Regions from separate parts of the Homo sapiens genome. Here region 2 is linked to region 1. A link is an interaction called in ENCODE POLR2A ChIA-PET data of the cell type or tissue named here. Cell type or tissue: K562. All regions are shown on one strand.

Region 1 (5,000 bases):
TAGCCGACTGCGACTTCCTGGCTGCGCTCTACGGCCCCGCCGAGCCCTACCGCTCCCACCTGCGCAGGATCTGCGAGGGCCTGGGCCGGATGCTGGACGAGGGCAGCCTCTGAACCCCGGCGCCGCCCAACCGCGCCCCTCGCGCCTTTTGGGGCTCTCCTGCTGGGCGCGGGTGGGGTTTGTGGGTTTTTTTCCACCTCTTTTCTCCCAATCGGACTCCGGCCAAACTCCCCTAGACAGATGGGTGACCTGTCTCCTTTGAGAGGATGCTGAGGCATCTGTAGCAGCTGTTTCAAACACCAATGTCACCTCTCCTCCTGGCCCCCGCCCAATGGGGAGAGGAATTTGGGGCCCTACTCTGGGGACCACCTTTCACCCGTTTGTACTTTCTGGGCCACGCCGACCCCTGGGTCGCTTGATGTAAAAGCCAAAAGCTGCTGCCTCCCACTTGGATCATGTCGCCTGGGATTTTCATCCCTCGCACAAGGACTACGGGTTCACACGGTGAACTGGGGGAAGGGAAGTGTTAGGGGGCAAGTCGCGGCACCCCCCCTTCCATAAACTCACGTCCTAACCCCCAGGACCTCAGAAGATGATCTGATTTGGAAATAGGATCATTACAGATGGAATTAGTTCAGATGATCTCATCTTGGAGTAGGGTGGGCCCCAATTCAAGGACTGGGGTCCTTAAAAAAAGGGGGCCTGGGGCAGGGCGCGGTGGCTCACGCCTGTAATCCCAGCACTTTGAGAGGCTGAGGCGGGCGGATCACGAGGTCAGGAGATCGAGACCATCCTGGCTAACACGGTGAAACCCCATCTCTACTGAAAATACAAAAAATTAGCTGGGCATGGTGGCACATGCCTGTAGTCCCAGCTACTCGGGAGGCTGAGGCAGGATAATCACTTGAACCAGGAGGAGGAGGTTGCAGTGAGCCGAGATTGTGCCACTGCACTCCAGCCTGGGTGACAGAGCAAGACTCTGTCTCAAAAAAAGAAGCGGGGGAGTGGGGGATTGAGGCCACGTGCAGTGGCTCACTACTCTAATTCCAGCACTTTGGGAGGCCGAGGCAGGAAGATTGCTTGAACTCAGAAGTTCAAGACCAGTCTGGGCAACATGGTGAGACCCTCGTCTCTACAAAAAAAAAATTATCGTGGTGGGCCGGGCGTGGTGGCTCACACCTGTAATCCCAGCACTTTGGGAGGCTGAGGCGGGCAGATCACAAGGTCAAGAGATCGAGACCATCCTGGCCAACATGGTGAAACCCCGTCTCTACTAAAAATACAAAAATTAGCCGGGCATGGTGTTGCGTGCCTGTAGTCCCAGCTACTTGGGAGGCTGAGGCAGGAGAATCGCTTGAACCTGGGAGGCGCAGGTTGCAGGGAGGCGGAGGTTGCAGTGAGCCGAGATTGCACCACTGCACTTCAGCCTGGTGACAGAGCGAGACTCGTCTCAAAAAAAAAAAAAAAAAAAAAAAAAAAAGTGACTGTGGTGGTGCACACGTATAATCCCAGCTACTTGAGAGATGACGAGGGAAGATCACTTGAGCCCAGGAGTTAAGAGGCTGCAGTGACCGATGATCATGCCACTGCACTCCAGCTTGGGTGAGAGTGGGACTCTGTCTTAGAAAGAAAAAAAAAAGTATTTGGACACAGACATGCATGCAAGGAAGGCCAATGATGCCGGCCACCACCAGGAGCTGGGAGAGGCCCAGGGCAGATCCCCTTCAGCCTTGGAGGGACCTAGCCCTGGCCACACCTTCATCTCAGACTTGCGGCCCAGAGAACTGAATGAGAATAAATGTGCGTGAAGCCCCTCAGTCCACAGGATGTGGTACTGGAAGCCCCCACTCAAGAAGGCTCCAGTGAATGCTGGCACGTTCAGCCAGGATGCCTCCGTGAAGCTGGAGACCTCTGCCCTGGGTCGGGAGGGGAAACTGCTCCAATCCAGGGACTGCCACATGGGAGGGGACGGAGCGTGCCCACCTCCCAGGGGTGAGGGGGGACCCACCTGAGATGTGTGCACATTTTATTTATTTATTGTTTTGAGACAAAGTCTCGCTGTGTCACCCAGGCTGGAGTGCAGTGGTGAAATCTCGGCTCATTGCAGCCCCTTCCTTCCAGGCTCAAGTGATCCTCCCACCTCAGCCCCGGGTAGCTGGGACTACAGGTGTGCACGAGCACACCCGGCTAATCTTTGTATTTTTTGTAGACAGAAGGTCTCACCATGTTGCCCAGGATGGTCTCGAACTCCTGGGCTCAAGCGACCTACCTACCTCGGCCTCACAAAGTGTGCACATTGTAATATCGTGATTTCATATTTGGAGAATCAGCAACCAACCAGCCAACCATGTTGCTTTTATAAGACAGAGCTGAGAAAGCAAAGCTTGGCTGTCGTCTTGGCTCTGGTACCACCCACGAGATGCGGGCGATTCTCAGCTCAGGGCGTGGAGGCGTGGTGTGGGGGAGTCTATTTGCCATTTTTGTTTGTCAGCAGGGGGCAGGGGTTCTCAAAGATTGCAAAATGCTGCTGCAGGTCAGGAAGGTTATTTTGGGTGCCTGTGGGGGAGGTGAAACAAGGTCCCATGACTGTTTTGCAGAACCTTGTCTGTGGAGGGTAGAGGTTGCGGCAGGGGCCTGTGGGCCTTACTTGGTGAGAAGGTAGGTCTAGCTGGCTCCATTCAGTATTTGAGACATTTGGAATTTGTCTGCATTTAAAACCAAGAGATCACACACACCTGTCTGGATTTGGAGTTTCTCTTGAAAACTCGCCAGTCCGGCCGTCTGAGCCTGCACTGACGCCTGGTGAAGCTGTGCAGGGGCCGCCCCTCTCCCTTTCACCACAGTCCTCTCCACTCCCTTTCGCCTCTCCCTGGCCTGCTGCACTCACTGATAGGAAATTCTGACCCCAGACTCGGAGCAGCCTTCCCGTGGTTCGGTTTTTGCTTCCGCGAAAAAGCCAAAGGCCTTGGCCAGAGAGCCAGCTGTTCCTACCTCTACCCCACGCTTCCAAGGCAACCTTCTCCACTTATCTTAGGCCGAGAGACAGCTCTTCAAGAACGTACATGGATCCTGATTTTCTCACGAAGTCCCGATGGAACCCTGTGCTGTTGAGACATCAGTGTGTAAAACTCTCTGTGTCCCTGTTGGGCTGTCCAGACAGTCTGGACTCTTGTAAATTTGAGATTTAATTAAAGGAAACAAACCAAATAGGACTGCGGAACAATTTAAATAAAAGCACACACCAGCCTGGGCGCAGTGGCTCATGTCAGTTAAACCTAGTGCTTTGGGAGGCCGAGGCAGGAGGATCACTTGAGCCAAGGAGTTCAAGACCACCCTGGGCAACATAGCGAGACCCTATCTCTAAAAATATATATATATAAGGCCAAGTGCAGTGGCTCACGCCTGTCATCCCAGCACTTTGGGAGGCTGAGGCAGGCAGATCACCTGAGGTCAGGAGTTCAAGACCAGCCTGGCCAAGATGGTGAGACCCCATCTGTACTAAAAAGTACAAAAATTAGCTGGGCATGGCGGCGGGTGCCTGTAATCCCAGCTACTTGGGAGGCTGAGGCAGGAGAATCACTTGAACCTGGGAGGCGGAGGTTGCAGTGAGATGAGATCGTGCCACTGCATTCCAGCCTGGGCAACAGAGTGAGACTTGGTCTCAGAAACAGAATAAAAAAATAAAAAATTATAGCCAGTCAGGGTGGCATGCACATGTGGTCCCAGCTATCTGGAAGGATGGCTTGGACCCAGGAGGTTGAGGCTGCGGTGAGCCGAGATCGCACCACTGCACTCCAGCCTGGGTGATGGAGCAAGATCCTGTCCAAAAAAAAAAAAAAAAAGCACACATATGCACACGTAAGGTCAGAGGGGAAGCTCCTGTGTGTCCCGAGATGCCCTGATGTATGCTGGTGCATCAGGCCACCCGGGCATCATCCTTGATGACAGCCAGGGATCCAGAAGCTGTGGGCGAATCCCAGCTGACCAGGAGAGAGTCCCCCTACCTTGGCCAGGGTACTGGTGGTAGGCACTGTTTCCCACGGCCTTTTCTGCACAGGAGGCCCTGGCAACCCTGTCGTGCTCATCTTCTGGGCCCCGTGGAGCCTCAGAGTCAAGAGCTGGAAAGCCTCCTGGCCTTGGCGGGGGGGTCTTCAGACCTCAGAGCACTGCCATTCTTGGTCTAGGGGCCCTTCCCGCTGATGTGTGCGGCCGTCAGTCCTTTCCTCATGTGGTGGCATCAAGTGTGTGCTGGGAAGTCAAGGCTGGCTGGTTCTTTTTCTTTTGAGACAAGGTGTCACTCTGTGGCCCAGGCTGGACTGCAGTGGCGCGATCTTGGCTCACTGCTGCCTTGGACTCCTGGGTTCAGGCGATTCTCCTGCCTCAGGCTCCTGAGTGGCTGGGATTACAGGTGTGCCCCACCACACCTGGCTAATTTTAAAATTATTTATTTTTTGGTAGAGATGGGGGTCTTGCTATGTTGCCTAAGCTGGTCTTGAACTCCTGGTGTCAAGAGATTCTCCCACCTTGGCCTCCCGAAGTGCGGGGATTCACGGGCGTAAACCATCCTGTCTGGTCTGTTTTTGTTTTTTAGTCACTGTTGCAACCCAGCTTCAAAAAACTACGGGAGGCTGGCCACAGTGGCTCATGCCTGTAATCCCAGCACTTTGGGAGGCCGAGACAGGTGGATTGCTTGAGCTCAGTTCGAAACCAGCCTGAGCAACATGGCAAAACGCTGTCTCTATCAAAAGAAGATGCAAAAATTAGCCGGGCATGGTGGCGTGTGCCTGTAGTCCCAGCTACTTGGAAGGCTGAGGTGGCAAGATCGCTTGAGCCCAGGAGGTGGAGGTTGCAGTGAGCCGTGTTACACCACTACACTTCAGCCTGGGTGACAGGAGAAGACCCTGTCTCAAAAGAAAAACAAACTAAGGGAAACCAATGCCCCAGGCTGCAGAGAGCAGGTCGGCCTTGGAACATCCTCCCGCGCTGGGGCCTGTGGCAGC
Region 2 (5,000 bases), 340 kb before region 1:
CACCTGTAGTCCCAGCTACTCAGGAGGCTGAGGCAGGAGGATGGTGTGAACCCGGGAGGCAGAGCTTGCAGTGAGCAGAGATCGCACCACTGCACTCCAGCCTAGGTGACAGAGCAAGACTCTGTTTCAAAAAATAAAATAAAATAAAATAATTAGCTGGGTGTGGTGGCACACACCTGTGGTCCCAGCTACTCAAGAGGCTGAAGTGGGAGGATTGTTTGAGCTCCAGAGTTCAAGGTTACAATGAGCCGTGATTGTTACACTGCACTCTAGCCTGAGGGACAGAGCCAGACCTTGTCTCAAAAAAAAAGAAAAAAAAAGTATTCATTGTTGATCTGAAATGCAAATGAATAAATACTTTTTTAGTATAAGGGTATATATGTGCACACTAAGAACTGCATTTGTGTGAGTATATCCCAAAGAGTGCATGGGACATAGTCATGATTTATCTGAAATGCCAATTTAACTGGGCATCCTGTAGTTTTATTCAGTGAATTTGCCAGCTGTATGGGCTGGGTGTGGGCAGGAGGTTGGGGTGGGGATGGGAGCCTGTCTTGGCCATCCTCTGTCTTCAGGGCACAGTCCAGAAGTGCAGGGACACTTTGGCAAATACCTTCCTCGAGAGGCCTCAGTCTTCATGTCTGTAGAGTGGCTTTATGATTTGGTAGAAACAAATCTTTGGGCCGGGCGCAGTGGCTCACGCCTGTAATCCCAGCACTTTGGGAGGCTGAGGCGGGCCGATCATGAGGTCAGGAGATCAAGACAAGCCTGGCTAATACAGTGAAACCCTATCTCTGCTAAAAATACAAAAAATTAGCTGGGTGTGGTGGCGGGCGCCTGTAGTCCCAGCTACTCGGGAGGCTGAGGCAGGAGAATGGCGTGAACCCGGGAGGCGGAGCTTGCAGTGAGCCGAGATCGTGCCACTGCACTCCAGCCTGAACGACAGAGCAAGACTCCATCTCAAAAAAAAAAAAACACAAAAAATGAAACAAATCTTTGGGCCAGGCACGGTGGCTCATGCCTGTAATCCCAGCACTCTGGGAGGCTGAGGCAGGCGGATCACCTGAGGTCAGGAGTTTGAGACCAGTGTGGCCAACATGGCAAAACCCCATCTCTCTAAAAATACAAAAAATTGGCCGGGTGTGGTGGTGGGTGCTTGTAATCCCAGCTACTCAGGAGGCTGAGGCAGAATTGCTTGAACCCAGGAGGTGGAGGTTGCAGTGAGCCGAGATCTCTCCACTGCAATCCAGCCTGGGCAACAGAGCAAGACTCCGTCTCAAAAACAAAAAAAGAAATCTTTGAATGTTGTTCTGTTCCTCTCTCTAGGCTGCCAAGCAAATCAAAGATGGGTAAGACACTGGGGTCTGGCCCCCACCCCACTACCCTGCCCCTGGTGTGAAGACAGGGGCCACCTGGTGAGGGTGTCTCATCTCAGAGCCCTGGACGGGAGCCCTGGGGAGGGGCCCCCTCGCGCCACGGATGACCAGGCCTGGTCCCCCACGCAACGCCTGCCACCTCCTTCCTGCAGAGTGACCATGGCCCCTGCCTTCCGGCTATCATTGAAAGCGAAGGTCAGTGACAACATGAGTCACCTCATGGTGGACTTCGCGCAAGAGCGGCAGATGCTACAGGCACTCAAGTTCCTGCCTGGTGAGAGGGGCACGCACTAGAGGGCCAGGACTTCCGGGGAATGACCTGGGAGGCTAGGAGGCCCTGAAACAGGACCTGGAGTATGGTGGACGACCCGGTGTCTGAATTCCGCCTGGGGGAGGTGGAGCTCTGAGAATTCCACGCCCTGTGGGGGGTGGAGTTCTCATGGAGCCCCGCCCCTGGGTGGAGCCATGGGAAGACCCCACCCACTGTGTAGTGACATCCTGGGAAAACTCTGTACCCAGGGGTGGAACTGTGAGAATACCATGTCCTGTGGGGTTGGTTGAGTCCTCATGAGGCCCCGCCCTGGGGTGGAGCCATGAGAAGGTCAAACTCACCAGGTGGGAAAATCCTGTCCCCAGGGGTGGAGCCCTGAGAATAGCACGTCCTGTGGGGGTGGGGTATTCATCAAGTCCCGCCCATGGGTGGAGCCATCAGAAAGCCCCACCCACCAGGGGGTGAGGTCCTGGGAAAACTCTGTCCACAGGGGTGGAGCCCTGAGAATACCATGTCGTTGGGGGAGTGGAGTCCTCCCGAGACCTCCTCCCTGGATAGAGCCACGAGAAGGGCCTGCCCACCACATGGTAGCTCCTGGGAAAACCCTGTTTCCAGGGGTGGAGCCCTGAGAAGGCCACGTCCCCGAGGAGAAATGGACTGAGAACCCAGCCTGTCTATGATGCAGCCCCAAAGAAAGCCGCATCCCTCATTGGCAGAGATTTTGGAATAATTCTGCCTGTAAATGATGGAATCCCAAGAAAGCTCAGCCCTCCCCCAACCCACTGATGGAACCTTAGCGTCTCCATGGCCGGGCGCGGTGACTCACGCCTGGAATCCCAGCACTTTGGGAGGCCGAGGCGGGTGGATCACTTGAGGTCAGGAGTTCAAGACCAGCCTGGCCAACATGGAGAAACCCTGTCTCTACTAAAAATATAAAAAATTAGCCGGGCCATGGTGGCTCACGACTGTAATCCCAGCTACTCAGGAGGCTGAGGCAGGAGAATCGCTTGAACCAGGGAGTCGGAGGTTGCAGTGAGCCAAGATCGTGCCACTGCACTCCAGCCTGGGTGACAAGAGCAAGACTCTGTCTCTAAAAAAAAAAAAGTCTCCACCCTGCCAAACATGGAACCCCTTTGTGGCCATGCCCCCAAAATTGTCCAACATGTGGTTGGGCAGCCCTGCAGCAAGCCCCCTGCCCCCTGAACCAGGCACAGAATCCCGACCCCCTCTCCTTTCCGTCTTGGTCAGTGCCCAGCGCACCCGTGATCGACCTGGCTGAGTCCCTGGTGGCAGATAACTGTGTGACCCTGGTGTGGCGCATGCCGGATGAGGACAGCAAGATTGACCACTACGTGCTGGAGTACCGGCGGACCAACTTCGAGGGCCCGCCCCGCCTCAAGGAGGACCAGCCCTGGATGGTCATCGAGGGCATCCGGCAGACAGAGTACACCCTGACAGGTAAGGGCAGTGTGTGCCAGCTCCGCCCAGCTGTGAACAGCCACCTCTTCCAGCCTCCCGTCTCGCCATCAGTCACTGGGGGCCTTGGGGACGATCCCCAAAGCTCATGGGGTCTGGAAGCAGCCTGGGGAGGTGGATCAGAAATATGAGACAGTGGCCAGGCGCGGTGGCTCATGCCTGTAATCCCAGCACTTTGGGAGGCTGAAGCGGGTGGATCGCCTGAGGTCAGGAGTTCAAGACCAGCGTGGCCAACATGGTGAAACCCTATCTCTACTAAAAATACAAAAAAATTAGCCGGGCATGGTATCGGGCACCTGTAATCCCAGCTACTCAGGAGGCTAAGGCGGGAGAATTGCTTGAACCCGGAAGGTGGAGATGGCACTGAGCCGAGATCGCGCTATTGCACTCCAGCCTGGGCAACAAAAGCGAAACTCATCTCAAAAAAACAAAAAATAATAATAATGAATATAGGCCGGGCGCGGTAGCTCACGCCTGTAATCCCAGCACTTTGGGAGGCCGAGGCGGGCCGATCACAAGGTCAGGAGATCGAGACCATCCTGGCTAACACGGTGAAATACTGTATCTACTAAAAAAATACAAAAAATTAGCCGGGCGTGGCGGTGTGCACCTGTAGTCCCAGCTGCTCAGGAGGCTGAGGCAGGAGAATGGCGTGAACTCGGGAGGCGGAGCTTGCAGTGAGCCTAGATTGCGCCACTGCACTCCAGCCTGGGCGACAGAGCAAGACTCCGTCTCAAAAAATAAATAAATAAATAAATAAATAAATAAATAATAATAATGAATATATTTTTCCAGACATGGGATCCTGCCATTTCCCTAGGCTGGTCTCCAACCCCTGGCCTCAAGCAGTCCTGCCTCAGCCTCCCAAATAGCTGTGTACTGTCCTCGGAGCAGGGAACAAAGCAGACAATAATCTTTTCCCTCCTAGAGCTGGCGTTCTGGATTCACCCTCCAAGTATTTGGGGTCCTCCTTGGCAGTTACAAGAAATTGAAAGCTGGCCAGGCATGGTGGCTCAAGCCTGTGATACAGCACTTTGGGAGGCTGAGGCAAGAGGATTGCTTGAGGCCAGGAGCTGGAGACCAGCTTGGGTAACAAAGCAAGAGCCCATCTATAAAAAAAAAAAAAATTTAAAGTTACCTGAGCATGGTGGTCCCCGCTACCAAGGGAGGCTAAGGTGGGAGGATTGTTTGAGCCCAAGAATTGGAGGCTGCAGTGAGCCATGACTGCACCACCGCACTCCAGCCTGAGCAACAGAGCGAGACCCTGTCTCTACTAAACAAAGAGAGAAAAATAAAGAAAAAAAAAAACAAAACCCAAGGAATCCACCCAGCTGGTGGAGGTAGGGTCTGAAGGGGGAAAGCCTCCTGGGCCGGGCGTGGTGGCTCACACCTGTACTCCCAGCACTTTGGGAGGCTTAGGCGGGCGGATCTTGAAGTCACGAGATTGAGACCAGCCTGACCAACATGGTGAAACCCTGTCTCTACTAAAAATACAAAAATTAGCTGGGTGTGGTGGCGGGCGCCTGTAATCCCAGCTACTCGGGAGGCTGAGGCAGGAGAATTGCTTGAACCCAGGAAGCAGAAGTTGCAGTGAGCTGAGATTGCGCCACTGAGCTCCAGCCTGGTTACAGAGCGAGACTCCGTCTCAAAAAAAAAAAAAACAAAAAGCCATCCTGGCCAGGCGTGGTGGCTCACGCTGTAATCCCAGCACTTTGGGAGGCTGAGGTGGGTGGATCACTTGAGGTCAGGAGTTCAAGACCAGCCTGGCCAGCATGGTAAAACCCTGTCTCTACTAAAAATGCAAAAAAATTAGTGGGGCATGGTGGCGGATGCCTGTAGTCCCAGCTACTTGGGAGGCTGAGGAGTGAGAATCACTT

The links. Peaks named below come from ENCODE experiments on the same cell type or tissue, not always from the same donor. Only the 100,000 strongest peaks of a DNase experiment are listed, where the experiment ranks them.
Region 2: POLR2A ChIA-PET joins it to region 1 with 5 read pairs; 1 of 35 experiments calls an interaction of 5 or more read pairs at or near these places.

What each region holds. Positions count from the first base shown.
Region 1 is chr19:4,652,318-4,657,317 of GRCh38, forward strand. TNFAIP8L1 (TNF alpha induced protein 8 like 1) reads left to right here. Exons shown (of 2, transcript NM_152362.3): 2 at 1-3,251. The coding sequence ends at 113. Among named protein-coding and RNA genes, the nearest start is that of TNFAIP8L1, 15 kb to the left of the region's middle. RefSeq lists a silencer at 2,415-2,464. In K562, a CTCF peak has its summit at 2,492 (motif pointing right); a DNase peak (open chromatin) is centred at 2,554.
Region 2 is chr19:4,308,947-4,313,946 of GRCh38, forward strand. It overlaps FSD1 (fibronectin type III and SPRY domain containing 1), which reads left to right. Exons shown (of 13, transcript NM_024333.3): 5 at 1,327-1,349; 6 at 1,529-1,650; 7 at 2,896-3,105. Among named protein-coding and RNA genes, the nearest start is that of FSD1, 6.8 kb to the left of the region's middle. In K562, no CTCF peak of the experiment used is centred here; a DNase peak (open chromatin) is centred at 1,985; H3K4me3 peaks cover 252 bases.